2 separate regions of the Homo sapiens genome follow, and region 2 is linked to region 1. A link is a contact called in ENCODE Hi-C data. All regions are on one chromosome and are shown on one strand. The core of a region is the stretch at or near the end of the contact, and the rest is flanking DNA. Distances in the headings are between cores, read along the strand shown. Region 1 overlaps ALPK2 (alpha kinase 2). Region 2 has its middle 74 kb from the start of SEC11C.

Region 1 (6,462 bases), core at 2,301-4,800:
TTTGAAAAGCACTTTTAAAAATTCATGGAGCTTTTGAGGGCGGGGACGTGGTAGTGTAACCAGATCTGTGTTTTCTAGAGAAGTTGTCCCCCTTGAGGATGTCTACAAGGTGACCTTCTCTTGGGGCAGGTAACCTTCAGCAACTTATCTGAACAAATGCCATCTGAGCCACCACTGCCCCTCCCTGGGCCAGTCAGGGGAGCCTCCAGGCAATTCGCCCCTGCTTTCCGCCTGGTCCAGGTGGTGCAGGTCAGATCTTGTCATGGCCAAGCAACTGCTTGGATGGCCCCATCTCCCTCTGAACAAAGTCCAGCCCCTCCCCTTGGTTCCTGGCACTCTCTGCCTTTCTTGCCCAGTGCTATGGCCCCTCCCTCAGGCCTCAGTTGAAGCCACAGTCCCAGCTACCCCCAACAGAAACCAAGCCCTGGCTCTATGTTCCCTCATAGCCTCCCTGGCTGGAGAAAAAAAAAAAAGAATACAAAAAGTTCCCTCTTTCTGCAGAAAAATGTGAGAGGAGGGCAGAGGTGCCCCACCTTCAATGAGTCTGGTCTCTGCGTCTGCTGGCAACATATTCTAGAATCCCTGTACATTTGCACAGTTTCTACTCTCATTGCTTTTGATGGCACCCTCAACCAGGAGGTTCTGTGAGACAGGAGTCCCGAAGAAGAGAGCTCAGAGAAGAGCCCAGGGGAGGGGGAGAAGCACTCATCTACTATGGGTCCGTTTTTGAGGTCGCATGAGTCCCATCCCCATGAATATGCAGGAAGCACACAGTCCATTCGTTAGTATCTGAAATGGAAACGAATTGAAGACAAAGAACCGAGGAGGGGGCGTTGTAGGTAGACACCCACCAGATAAGCAGCCTGAGATTCGCCCACTGTCCTAAGCCCCAGAGCTCTGATCCCCAAAGGGCTGTGCTGGTTTTATCTGCAAATGGGAGTGAAACCACCTTTGCAGAAATTATAACTGAGAAAATTGTGACAGTGAAAGAGATCTGACTGAACTGACTCCGTCTTGCTTCTCACCTCCAAGCTCTCCTTGTTCTTTCCTGGGCAGAGGCCAAACTAACTTGGGGAGGAACTTAGTTTATAGTTTGACTTTGAAACAAAGACGGTAACAGCCCTTTCCCAAAACAAACTCCCTTCTTGCCTGGGAACTAGACTGCCTTTGCAGGACTAACAAATTAGCCAAAAGATTAGAAATTATGGTTTAGGAGTCATGCAGCTGGAGGCTACAAGGTTCTAAACTTCCCCAGTTTCTCCTAGGGATGACATCACAATTGTAAAACCTAAGCCTGGTGCTTGAGATGTTTTTCAGACCCTGCCCTCGATGGATCAACTGGCGCCTCCCAGATCAATAAACTGGCTCATTTAGTCTTGTGGCCCCCACCCAGGAACTGACTCAGCACAAGAGGACAGCTTTGACTCCCTACGATTTCGTCTCCCACCTGACCAATCAGCACTACCCCCACTTCCCGACCCCCAATCCCCAAATTTTCAGGGAGACTGATTTGAGTAGTAATAAAACTTCAGTCTTCCATACAGCTGGCCCTATGTGAATTAAACTCTTTCTCTGTTGCAGTTCCCATCTTGATAAATCGGCCATGTCCTGTCTAGGCATACAGGCAAGGAGAACTTGTGGGGCGGTTACAGGAGCCTCTGCAGGGCCACAGGGCAGGTAATTGAGGTGAGGGAGAAGCGCGTCAGCATTCCCACTAGGTACAGGCTTTTTGAGAATTCACCATTCAGAGGAGCAGCTGGGCTGACGCCCTGGGTGGCAGTGAGGGTGGATAGAGGCAAAGCCACATTTCCAGTGTGCTCCAAGTTGCACAGCGAGGGCTGCAGGGCCTTCCGTATTGACAAACTCTGAATCCTCACGAGGGGTGCTCACCACTCTGGAACATCACTCCGCCGTTAGTCCCTCATTGTTTTCCCACAGGCTCCTTCCCCTCTGCCTTCAAACAGGCAAGGTCTCTTTAGACACACACACACACACAACACACAGAGGCAGACACAAAAAGACACAGACACAGATATACACACAGACACACATGCACACACATACACAGGGACACAGACACAGAAACAAAGACAAAGACACGCACACAGACATATATACGCGCACACACACACGCACACATTCCCCACACCTCCTTTTCTGGCTACCTTCTAGACTTTTCCTTGTCTTTAGTCGACAAACTTGTTTAGTTGCTGGCATCTTGGCAGCACATTCCCTCTCTGATCTGTCATGAGGCTCCCACCTGGTGACACTACATTGGCTTAGACCTTCCTGAAGGCAGTGATAACCTTTTTCTTGTCTATTCTGGTCTTCACCCCATGCTGTCCACTCAGGCTCTGTCACCCCAACCCTCTCAGCCATCCCTGTACCTGCCTCGTGCTTCTGTCTCCTACTGGCCACCAGTCTGTCCTGCAGGGGTGATCTCGAATCTACCAGACTTCTCTAGACGTTCTCTCTGTTCAGATTCATCTCTGAAGCTGGATGACAAGCGATGCAGCACCTGTCCCTGAGTCCTCAGGTCCTGGGGAATGGACTGGGCAGAGGGACAACTAGGGAATAGGGTCAGGAGTGGGAGGAACCCATGGATCCCAATTCCAGACATTTCAACAGAACTGTCCTTTGTAAGACTTCTGGGTAGAGGCCAGGATACTGCTGTGCTAGTCCCTCCATGGAGGGGGCATGTCCTGGCTGGCTCTGTTGGGCCTGGGAGACTCCCCCATACACTGAGAGCACTGCTATAGTAGGGTCTGCCTTGCCAAAAACTGCGAAAATCACCACTGTTCCCTTCAGACTTCCCTCCAGCCTCCAAACTTCCTTAATGGCAAAGACTGGCCACATAAATCAGCCAGCGGGCCAGCCAGCCCTACTACAGAATGGGCTGACCGGATGAAGATGGGATGCAGGTGGCCTTCCAGGACAGATGACCCTGTGGCAGGCGGGGACAGGAGCTATCTGGGGCATAAAATTGCCTTTCTCAAGCTGACAGGCCTGTGAGATTGGTCCGCTGATGCCTGGCATTGGGGACTCAGCTGAAATGTTTGGTGTTCTATAGTGACATGGCCCTGCTATGAGACACTTTAAAGGCATCAGGAATTCTGTTCCAATGTCCCTTTGTTTCCTCTCCTGGCAGACTCATGCATTGCTTTAAATAGTCTGCCTGGAGTCACCACTCATGCACATAAGCCTATTCTCGGGGCGTGTTTCTTCGGATTAGATTGTTTCTTCCCACCTCCAAGTTTGTTTTGGCGCTTCCTCTCCAGGTACGGTGGTGGCTCGGCCTTGTGACTGGGCAAAGCATCCCAGGTGGCTGCCGTCCCCTCCATCTGCTTGTGGGCATTGAAGGCAGAGCCTTTCTTTTGGAACTCAGCTTGGCCGAGTGTGGGAGTCTATTTTGATCTTTTCTCCTGTTCATGGCCAGGACCAGAGCTAGGCACGCAGACCCCAATGGAGCCTGCTTTCTCAAGGCAACTGTCCTCCTGCTACATGAATGAATCATCCAGGCTTCTGTCCAGGGTCTCGGGAATTTGGCTTCCATGTCAGGGACGCTTGACACAAGCCACACATCCTTAAGCCTCGTCGTTCCTTCCTCCGAGGGTAGAAAGATGCAAGGCTGGCTGGCAGCCACTGCGAGGGGTGTCCTTTACGGCTGTCCATATTAATCTTATTTTGGTCTAATGCTTACTGCCAGGGAAGAAATCTGCTAATGGTACTTTTCTTTGTTTTATTTCAATCTGGCAACAGGAAATTGGCTTTTTAGGGGAGACTACAAAGGGCAAAGTATTGGTTCTGGTGCCCTCTGGTGGTTGAACTGCAATCTCGTCGCCTCCCCGGGAACTCCCCGACTGGCTGGAGAGAAGCATGAGTTTGCAGTTCGGCTCCACTGCACGCATGGCTTTAGATCGGTCTGGAGTTGGTTAGGTTACGTTTCCAAATCTCCAGTTATAAAATTAGGCCTTTTTTCCTTGTGTAATTTCCAATTAGAAATTTGTTCAACGGGTTAGTATCTTGGGTCTATCTAGAAAATGGATTACTGGATGTCAAAACAATCTTACTTGCCATACTTTGTAACCTGAAATTTTTGTACTCAACATTTGCCAAAAGATTGAGGTGGCTGAGGCACAGGGGATGTGTTTCCAGACATAATTATATCTCTGGCTCCCAAGAGAAATATGACATACTCCTGTTAAAAGGAACATACAATGAAGTAAAGTTGAATTAAAATGAGTAAGTCATGACAATTCTCTATTTTATTTTATGAGATTAGAGTAATTACTCCTGAAATAGGATCATAGCCTTTGACTTCATTGAACAAGACAGCAAAACAGGTTGCATGACTGGGGTGTCAGCAGCCAAATATATGGTCCTGATTGAGACATATGGGAATTTTTTTTTTTAAATGACACACGGAGCACTGCTTCTTATGGTGGTGCTGTTCCCCCAGCTGAACCCTGCCAGGTACCAGCCCCCCCATAGAACTTGCGACTCTCCCTTTGCATCATGAATGAACTAAGCTCACTCACAGTTGCTTGCTAAGAATCAAGAGAACTTGCTCGATCAACCCTTATTCCTCCATCTTCTCTCCTGCTGTCTGCAGTCTGCGATGCTCGCCTTCCTTTCTTCCCCAGCTCATTTGCCTCCCACCTGGACTTTCCTGTCTGCAGAGTGCCCTTGAACTTGAGCCCTTTCCAAGTCTGTCCTCATGAGTTATCTCCCTTTTGCAGCTTTGACATTCACTGGAGAACTTTTTCAATTGTGCCTCGCCTCCCAGCATTGAGGATCTGCCGTTCACTTTGGGGTGCTGACTTCAAGCAGGAAAGACTTCTTGACTCCTGCCAGCAAGCAGGCTGCCCCATGCCCCATGCCCCATGCCCCATGCCTCCTCACCTGTGAAGTGAGGAGGTCGGGCTTGATCACTGGTTTCCACTCCAGAGGGGTTCCCAGGAGCCTCTAAAGAGGTCTCTCAACCACCTCTTATGCTCTGTTTGGAGAAGTTTTACCTTTTCATCAGTTTTTCAAACTGTGATTGTAAGATATATTTCTTTTGGGAAAAAGACTGTGGCTTAAAAAGGTAACGTTTAAAGAAAAGTTTTTAAAAAACAAAAGACAAGAAGATCTAATATCCCTGCCAAAGCTCTCAAACACTTCAGAATCTCCTCCTCTCCCAGCTCCTGCTCCCTGGCCTCTCCTTGGGTGGGAAGGCAATGAGTAAGTAATACTTTATAGACAGCATTCTGCACTGGGCTCCAGCCGTCAGTGCTTCTAATGGGTCTTGGGCAGCTGTCCCGGGCCAGATAAGTCACATTAAAGCTGAGAACAAAACCAAAGGATTGGATTTCTTTTTAAATCAGGAGGGGAAAAAATGTACCACTTGAAGCTCCCAGTCGGTCTGGGTTCCTGGAAGCTGTTGACTTGAATTTAAAAGATGTCTTCAATAATCATGACCATCTTCATTTTTGAAACTTCTTGGGCAGGTTTCTTCTTTGTTTTGGTAGAGAGTTGTTCTAAATAACAGCACGAAATTTGCCTACTCTGGTGTCAGGCTAAGACATGAGGAGCGAAGGGAAACTAATATTTATCTAGCTCACTTCCAGTTTCAGGGGCTAGGTGTAGATTAACTGGGGGAATACTCAGGGCAAGCCGGAGTGTCCCCATGCTGTACATCACTGACTTTAAGAACTTAGTCACATGCCCACAGTCACACAGCTGGTATGACGAGAAGCCAGGATTCAAACTAGGGCTGGCGGATGCTTGCATCTGCAAGGTTCTGCAGAACACATGGAGCCTGGAAAGGAAGGCTCCGTTTGGAAAATCCTTCTGGGGTCCAGAAGCCTCCATAAATAGGGCACCATATAATTTATCTTCTAAATGGGTACACTTGTTCAGGATCAATGCTAAAGCGTATGGGATGTGAGGACATCAGGCATAAAATGGTACCATCATGGGGAAACTGCAATAGACGTTCATCCCCCTCATCAGGTAGGCTAGGCAAATTCCTACGATGCCAAGAAGCGAGGCTACTATCAGGAGAAATGGAAGCAGCAGCATCAGGGTATGAACTGGGTCTCGCTCTAAATCCCTCGTTCCTTCCTCCCCACTACATCATAATCCCTCCTAATGCGCTGTCTTCACAAGCCCAAGAACATACCCAATTCCCTGAAGTGTATGCCAGCCAGGTCTCTGGTGAGCACAGGGGAGAAGCCTGGAGACAGTTCCAACATAAAACTTCATCATCACTGAGCCATCCCAGGGAAAAGGTCCAAACCGCATTCTGGTTCTAAAACCCAACTGGAAGCTTTGTGCAATCGGCGAGAACTTCATGAATCAGACTTACTGACCTGGAGGTTAAAAGAAAGAGCGATCCCCTTCCTACTTTTTCAGATTCCTCTACTTCTCTCTGTCCTTTATTGAAGCTGAAAATTAGCATATTTGTTGGATCGTGGCTGA
Region 2 (6,706 bases), core at 93-2,592, 570 kb after region 1:
AATCTGGTTACCGGACAAAATGGGAGATTAGGAGTGGGTTAGAACATTACTTATTGATTTTCTTTTCACTTTCATTTTGAAATGATTATAGATGCCCCAAAAGTTGCAAAATTAGTACAGAGAGGTGCTGTGTGCTCCAGCTCCCCAACAGGCAACGTGTGACACAACTATGGTACCTGACCACAGCCAGAAAATCACATTGGCACAATAGACCTCAGATCTACCAACACATACTCATTCGCGCACGTCTGTACGGTTCTGGGTAATTTTGTCCCATGTGCAAATTTGTGCAACCACCCCCACAGTCAAGGTACAGAACTCTCTGTCACCACAAAGATCTCCTGGCCACCCCTTTTAAATTACAACCTTCCATTTTAGTCAAATCTATGCTGACTGAGGTTTGCGAATAAAGACCTAAGTGACAGGAATAACACCAAAAAATAAGTTTGTGTAGGAGGAGGGAATTATACAATGGCTAAAAAGGGCTGGGCCCCGCCTCTCCTCTCCCCGGAGATGCAGGTCCTGCTGGGGTGGAGCTGCTCCCTGGTCACCCTATTTGCGGTGGCCGCTCTGGCATACATGGTGGATGACTCCTCTGCTTCCTCTCTAGTAGCTGCAGCTCTCTACCAAGCCCTCCACCGGACCCTGTGGGCGGCGGCTGTGGGCTGAGTCCTCTTTGCGTGCCACGGAGGATATGGAGGTATGGAAGCGGCTCCAGGCTTTGCTGTCGGGTTCACACCCTGTTCCTTTAAAGGTGACAAATCGAACACACAGGGTGTGTACCGGAGTGATTTCTGTTTTCTGGAGTGGTTGATGAATGACTGATATTGATTCAAAAATATCAATTTCTCTCCATCCTTGGAAAAGACAAAGGATTTATGTATAAGATTTTTACATGGATTTATGCACAAGTGTGGGTTCTGAAAGAAGAACATGCAGCCTCTCCAATGCAGCTAGTTTAGAAGTTGGAAAGGGAATTCAGGCAGAGTAATGTCATGAGAAAAAAAAAAATCAGTGCTTGGGAGCACTGCCTTCCAGCCACAGCACCTTGAGCCTTGGTTTCCCCATCCGAAGGTGTAGATGGGGAATGCTTGCCAGGATCCCCTTTGATAACTGAGTTGGCTTTCAACATGCAGAGAGCCAAGCAGATAAAAGGCTTCAATGGAAAAGAATCTTCTCCAGGTTAGAAGGGTGTATCCAAGTCACCTGATGCTTTTCTCCCCGTGATCTCTATTTGGCGAGAGGTAGGAACTGTGTGCTTGGGACGTCAGCAAACAACAGGGCAAGGCTGGCAGGAAGCTCCCAGAAGAGATTCTGGCCTCAAGCGACCCAAAGCCCTGACAGAGGAGCAGTGGATCTGGGGGGAGGCATGCCTGCTTCATACTCTAGGGAAATAACCCATCAGGAGGAGTTTCAACTTAGCCTGTAAACCCACACCAGTCAGCCTCAGCAAAGGTGGTGGGAAATAATGATTTACCGGTAGCACTGACCACGCCCCTGGGAGGAAGACCTATAATTAGCAATGAGAACAACCATGTCAGGAGAGAAAGCAACACAGTGAAAATCCCACAGCTGGTGAGTGGCTGAAGTAGAAAATGAACCCAGGTCCCAGCACGAAGTCCAAAGCCAGTGCTCTTCACTCCTAAGTGATAGCACTTTTCCCAGATGTTAATTAAAATGGTTCCTAAATTTTACAAGTATTTTAATATAACGATGCTCTTTAATATTGTAATTTTAAAATGAGCCTTAATGATCTTTCATATTTTAATTTTAAAAGCTTTCCCTTATATGGAAAAGTGATACTAAAGAGGAAATGGACTGCGTTCTCTCTGACTGATGTATTTGCATTTATGGGAAACTCTGGGATATGTTACCACAACCCTGCTGCCTCACCCCATGACCATGTCCCCGAGCTGTCATAGAGCCTCATAAACAACTACTCTCCGTGGCCTGGCACAGGCCATTTATAATGTTGCAAACATCACAGTATTCCTCTCTACTGTGAGAGCTGCTGCTGTTTATCAAAAATAACTGGCTAACAAATGATATTAGAGAGGAATGACTTAGGTGAAGTTACAAGATTAAACAAATTTGCATTATTATTATTATTATTATTTTGAGACAGACTCTTGCTCTTGTCACCCAGGCTGGAGTGTAATGGCACGATCTCGGCTCACAGCAACCTCTGCCTCCCAGGTTCAAGCGATTCTCCTGCCTCAGCCTCTTGAGTAGCTGGGATTACAGGCGCCTGCCACCACGCCCGGCTAATTTTTTAATTTTTAGTAGAGATGGGGTTTTGCCATGTTGGCCAGGCTGGTCTCAAACTACTGACCTCGTGATCCACCCGCCTCGGCCTCCCAAAGTGCTGGGATTAGAGGCGTGAGACACCATGCCCAGCCTGCAGCATTATTATTACAGTGGAACAAGCAAATGCTCTCCATCATTAGTCTGAGTAAGGATGCTATCTCATCACCCAGGAGATGAGCAAGCCAGTTTACTTATTATTGAGCAATTTATCATTCAAAGGTGTGTTGTCACTAGCAAATCCACAACTGTAGGGGCACCTGATGTCCTAGATTTGTATCTCCAAAACTATCTGTAAGATATCAATATTGATTAGTAGGTGAATGTAGGAGGTGATAGCTTAAATACATTTTTGGAAAATATGTGTCTACCTGGCTCACACCTGTAATCTCAGCACTTCGAGAGGCCGAGGCAGGTGGATCGCTTGAGCCCAGGATTTCAAGACCAGCCTGGGCAACAAGGCAAAACCCTGTCTCTACTAAAAATACAAAAATTAGCTGGGCATGCTGGTGCGCATTTGTAATCTCAGCTTCTTGGGATGCTGAGGCAGGAGAATTGCTTGAACCTGGGAAGCGGAGGTTGCAGTGAGCCGAGATCAGGCCACTGTACTCTAGCCTGGGCAATAGAGTGACACCCTGTCTCGAAAAATAAAAAAGTGTCTAGCTGATGATCTTTAGAAAAAAATAAGAGTTTGAATAAGAAGAAATGTTTAGTTGAGACTTTCAGGACTAGAAAGGATCTTGATGATTCAATGAATATTTAACCATCTTTGCTTGGTAGCAATGTTGACCATGCTGGTCTTGTTATGCTCAAAGTTGTCTTCTGTTGAGCTGCCAGAGTCATCTGACCACATTACTCCTTCAGTTAAAGCCCTTCAGTGGTGGTCTGTCACCTACAGCTTTCGTCCTCAAACTTAAGTATATGTGGGCCTATTCTAAAGAAATAAGAATTATTTTGGATTCTTGGTGTTGGCTCAACTTATTTTTATTCTTATTTTTTCAATGCTTTTTTTTTCCTGGGAACATAGATTCAAGTTACCCTGACTATCTGCTCTTATTTTTGGTCCAATTTTGCCTAAACATGAACAAACATAAACCTAGATACAAAATTTTATGTTTATAGCACATGCATTCAGAAAGCCAAAACAAATTTATGAAGTAATCATAAAACTATAAAACCAATAAAATCTGCATTAGCAACATTAATATGATATGATGAACAGTTGCTGGAATCACCTGTGGCTCATAATATGAACACAGTATTGTTTGCTTTAGGGCGCGTTCTTTTGTGTTTGGCTTATCTGCGTGAGCATGGATTCTTTGCTGACTTCATTCTTCTACAATTACTTTGTTTTGTTCTACAGTGAAACTGTGGTTTACCTTTTATAGCCTTCACTTGGGGGAAAAGCGTCTTTTGTCTGTAAGTCCATCTGTGTTTATTCACTTAATTACATAAAATACTTCTTGAATGCTTATTCTATGCCAGGTACTGTTCTAGAATCTGGGGATACAGCAATAGACAAGAAAAATCCTTCCCTTGCGAGAGATTACAGTAGGGTCGGGGGAAGTTTAAATATAGTGAATAAAGATAAAGCAGGGATTAGTGGGTAACTAACTGGACTAGGGGTACATTTGCAAAGATGTGGTATGAAAGCATTCTGGGCAGATGGAATGTGAAGGCAGAGGTCTCTAGACTGGAACGAGCTTAGTGGCTTGGAGGAAGAGCAAAATGACCAGTGAGATAGGAACCAAGGGTCAAGGGGGAGAGAGAGGTGGGAAGGGAACTCAGAGAGGAGGGTAGGACCCAGGTTAGGCAGAGCTTTCAAGGCCATGGGAAGAGTTTGGATTTTATTTTAAATGCCACATCACATGAAGTCTTAGTCCATTTCAGCTACTATAACAAAAATAAAGCCCCATAAATGAGGTGGCTTAAAAACAACAGAAATTTATATCTCACAGTTCTGGAGCTGGGAGGTCTAAGATCAAGGCACCAGCAGATTTAGTGTTTGGTGAAGGCCTGCTTTCTGGTTCTTAGCTGGAACTTTCTAGATGTGTCCTCACATGGCGGAAGGGTAGGGCTGTCTCTCTGGGGTCGCTTTTATAAGAGCACTGATACCATTCCTGAAGGCCCAGCCCTCGTGAACTAATTGCCTCTCCAAAGACTCCACCTCTTGATACTAACACCTTGGGGATTAGGATCTCAACATATGAATTTTGGGGGAATGTAAACACTCAGATCATAGCCCATGATTTGATTTGTGGATTTGTAAAATTTATTTTCAAATGGACAAATAATAACTGTATTTATGGGGTACAATGTGATGTTTTGGTATATGTATACCTAGTAGAAAGATGAAATCAAGTTAATTAACATAGGCATCACTTCACCAAGTTATCTCTTTTTTGTGGTAAGAATGTTAAGAATCTTTTCTTTTAGCCATTGAAAAATATCCAGTACATTATTATTAACTGTGGTCACTATGCAGTGCAATAGATCACTAAAACTTACTCCATCGGTTTAACTGAAACTTTGTACGCTTTGATCAATATCTCCCCCTTCCCCATTTCTCCCTGATATGTGATTTTAAAAGATTACTCTGGATGTGGTGTGGGGACTATAAGGTGGCAAGAACAAGAGCAGAGACCAACAGATCCACTGGGAAGCTACCATGGAGGCCCACGCAGGAGGTGATGGAAGATTCACGAGGGTGTTAGCCATGGAGGTGAGGAGCAATGGTCTGATTTGAGACATATTTTTGGAAGCACTCTATGGAGTCTGGAATGAAAGGAGTCTGGGAAGGCTCCAAAGATTTATCCTGAGCAAATTGTGATTCACTACTGAGCACTTTTAATGAGGCTTGTGCAAAGGAGAAACAGAAGTTATATTTTATATCTGTGGCTTAAAACAACAGAAATTTTTTTCTCTCACAGTTCTGGAGGCTAGCTGTTCAAAATCGAAGTGTCAGCAGGGTTGGTTCCATCTGGATTTTCTGAGGGAGAATCTGTCCCATCCCCTCTCCTAGCCTCTGGTAGCTGCTGGCAAGCCTTGGCATTCCTTGGCTCATGGACTCTTCACTCCAGTCTCTGTCTTCGTCATCACATGGTTCTCTTCCTTGTGTCTCTCCTCTGCATTTGTGTCTCCTTTTCTGTCTCTTATAAGGACATTTGTCATTGGGTTTAGGGTCCACCCTAATCCAGGATGATCTCATCTCTAGTTCTTTCTCTTAATGACATCTGCAAAGACCCTTATTCCAAATAAGGTTACATTCTGAGGTTCTGGGTGGACATATCTTTTGAAAGATCACTATGCAACTCACTAGAGATAGCAATAAGTCCTATTCAGAAAGGAAGTTTTCATTGCATTTAATTTTAATTAAGTTAAATAGCCACAAGTGGCTAGGGGCTATTGTCTGGGACAACACAGTTCTAGAATATATACCAAGTTACAGAATATTTGTCCTGAAAGGCACCTACAAATGCAAGCCTCTCACTGACAGAAGAGTTTGAGGCCTGGCAATGTTAAATGCCTTATCCCAACGCCCCCCTGTGGCTGCATCTTGATCCAGAACCCAGGTGAATATGAGGAATTTTTACCTTGTTTTATACATGCAATGTTTTATGCTCAGGGGCTGAAACCATGTATCTCTCTTGTGTTATCATAATTCTTGCAACAGAAAGGTGGTTTTTGGTTTGGTACATTGTCTTAAAATGATAACGCATAAAGACTTTCTTAGGAAAAGTTCACAGACTTAGGCACAGAATGCAATGGGAGCATCGATGGGATGATGGGCATCTTCACTGGCCCAGAGACAGGCTGTGGCTTCATGCATCAGTGCTTGTTCCCTCCAGGTCTGGTGAACCGTGTGCTTTCTTGGGACATCTGGAGTTTCCTGTCCAGCATCAGTTATGCTCGCTACTTGGTGCATCCGATTCTGATCATCCTTTACAATGGCCTTCAGGAAACACTTATTCACCACACTGACACCAACATGGTGAGTTAGCACGCAGCTCCTAGTTCTGTTACGGTAGGTTATGGTATCATAGCTTGTTCTCTTCTTGAGCAACAAGGCAACCTATTTGCTTTCGTGGAAGTCTTTTTTTTTTTTAAGAGCTTCATTGTTCTTTGCTTTATTTGTGGCAGAAAGAGGGAGGGCTTCAGCACAGGATAATATCTTTTATTTTATTTATTTTATTTTTAATATGTAGCACTGATTGTCCTACAGATGCATTTCATAGAGCTAGGATGGTACACTTTAGATCTGAACACAATAGGAATCCCAGAGTAAAACTGTGTTCACCCTGCCCACTTTCTCTCCAGTTCTATCTTTTCTCTGGACACCGTGTGCTGACCTTCGTCACTGGGCTGGCCCTGACGCTGTTCATTGAGAAACCATGTCAGGAAC

What was found. Hi-C counts contacts between places; a loop is a spot of excess contacts on that map. Pooled maps may share reads with other maps.
Region 2: a map with no recorded cell type shows a loop between it and region 1 (4-fold over the local background). The contact joins two enhancer-like sites. A Hi-C loop is called at or near these places in 20 of 37 single-sample maps with no recorded cell type and 12 of 50 pooled maps.

What each region holds. Positions count from the first base shown.
Region 1 is chr18:58,490,168-58,496,629 of GRCh38, forward strand. The region is part of intron 12 of ALPK2 (alpha kinase 2); the gene reads right to left. Among named protein-coding and RNA genes, the nearest start is that of MIR3591, 42 kb to the left of the region's middle. RefSeq lists enhancers at 3,024-3,525, 3,526-4,025 and a silencer at 3,802-3,851. Within about 2 kb of position 3,551, at least 11 of the 41 ENCODE cell types and tissues checked have a DNase peak (open chromatin) inside an H3K27ac peak, as active enhancers do.
Region 2 is chr18:59,062,220-59,068,925 of GRCh38, forward strand. It overlaps the pseudogene OACYLP. Among named protein-coding and RNA genes, the nearest start is that of SEC11C, 74 kb to the right of the region's middle. RefSeq lists an enhancer at 96-1,295. Within about 2 kb of position 1,343, at least 3 of the 41 ENCODE cell types and tissues checked have a DNase peak (open chromatin) inside an H3K27ac peak, as active enhancers do.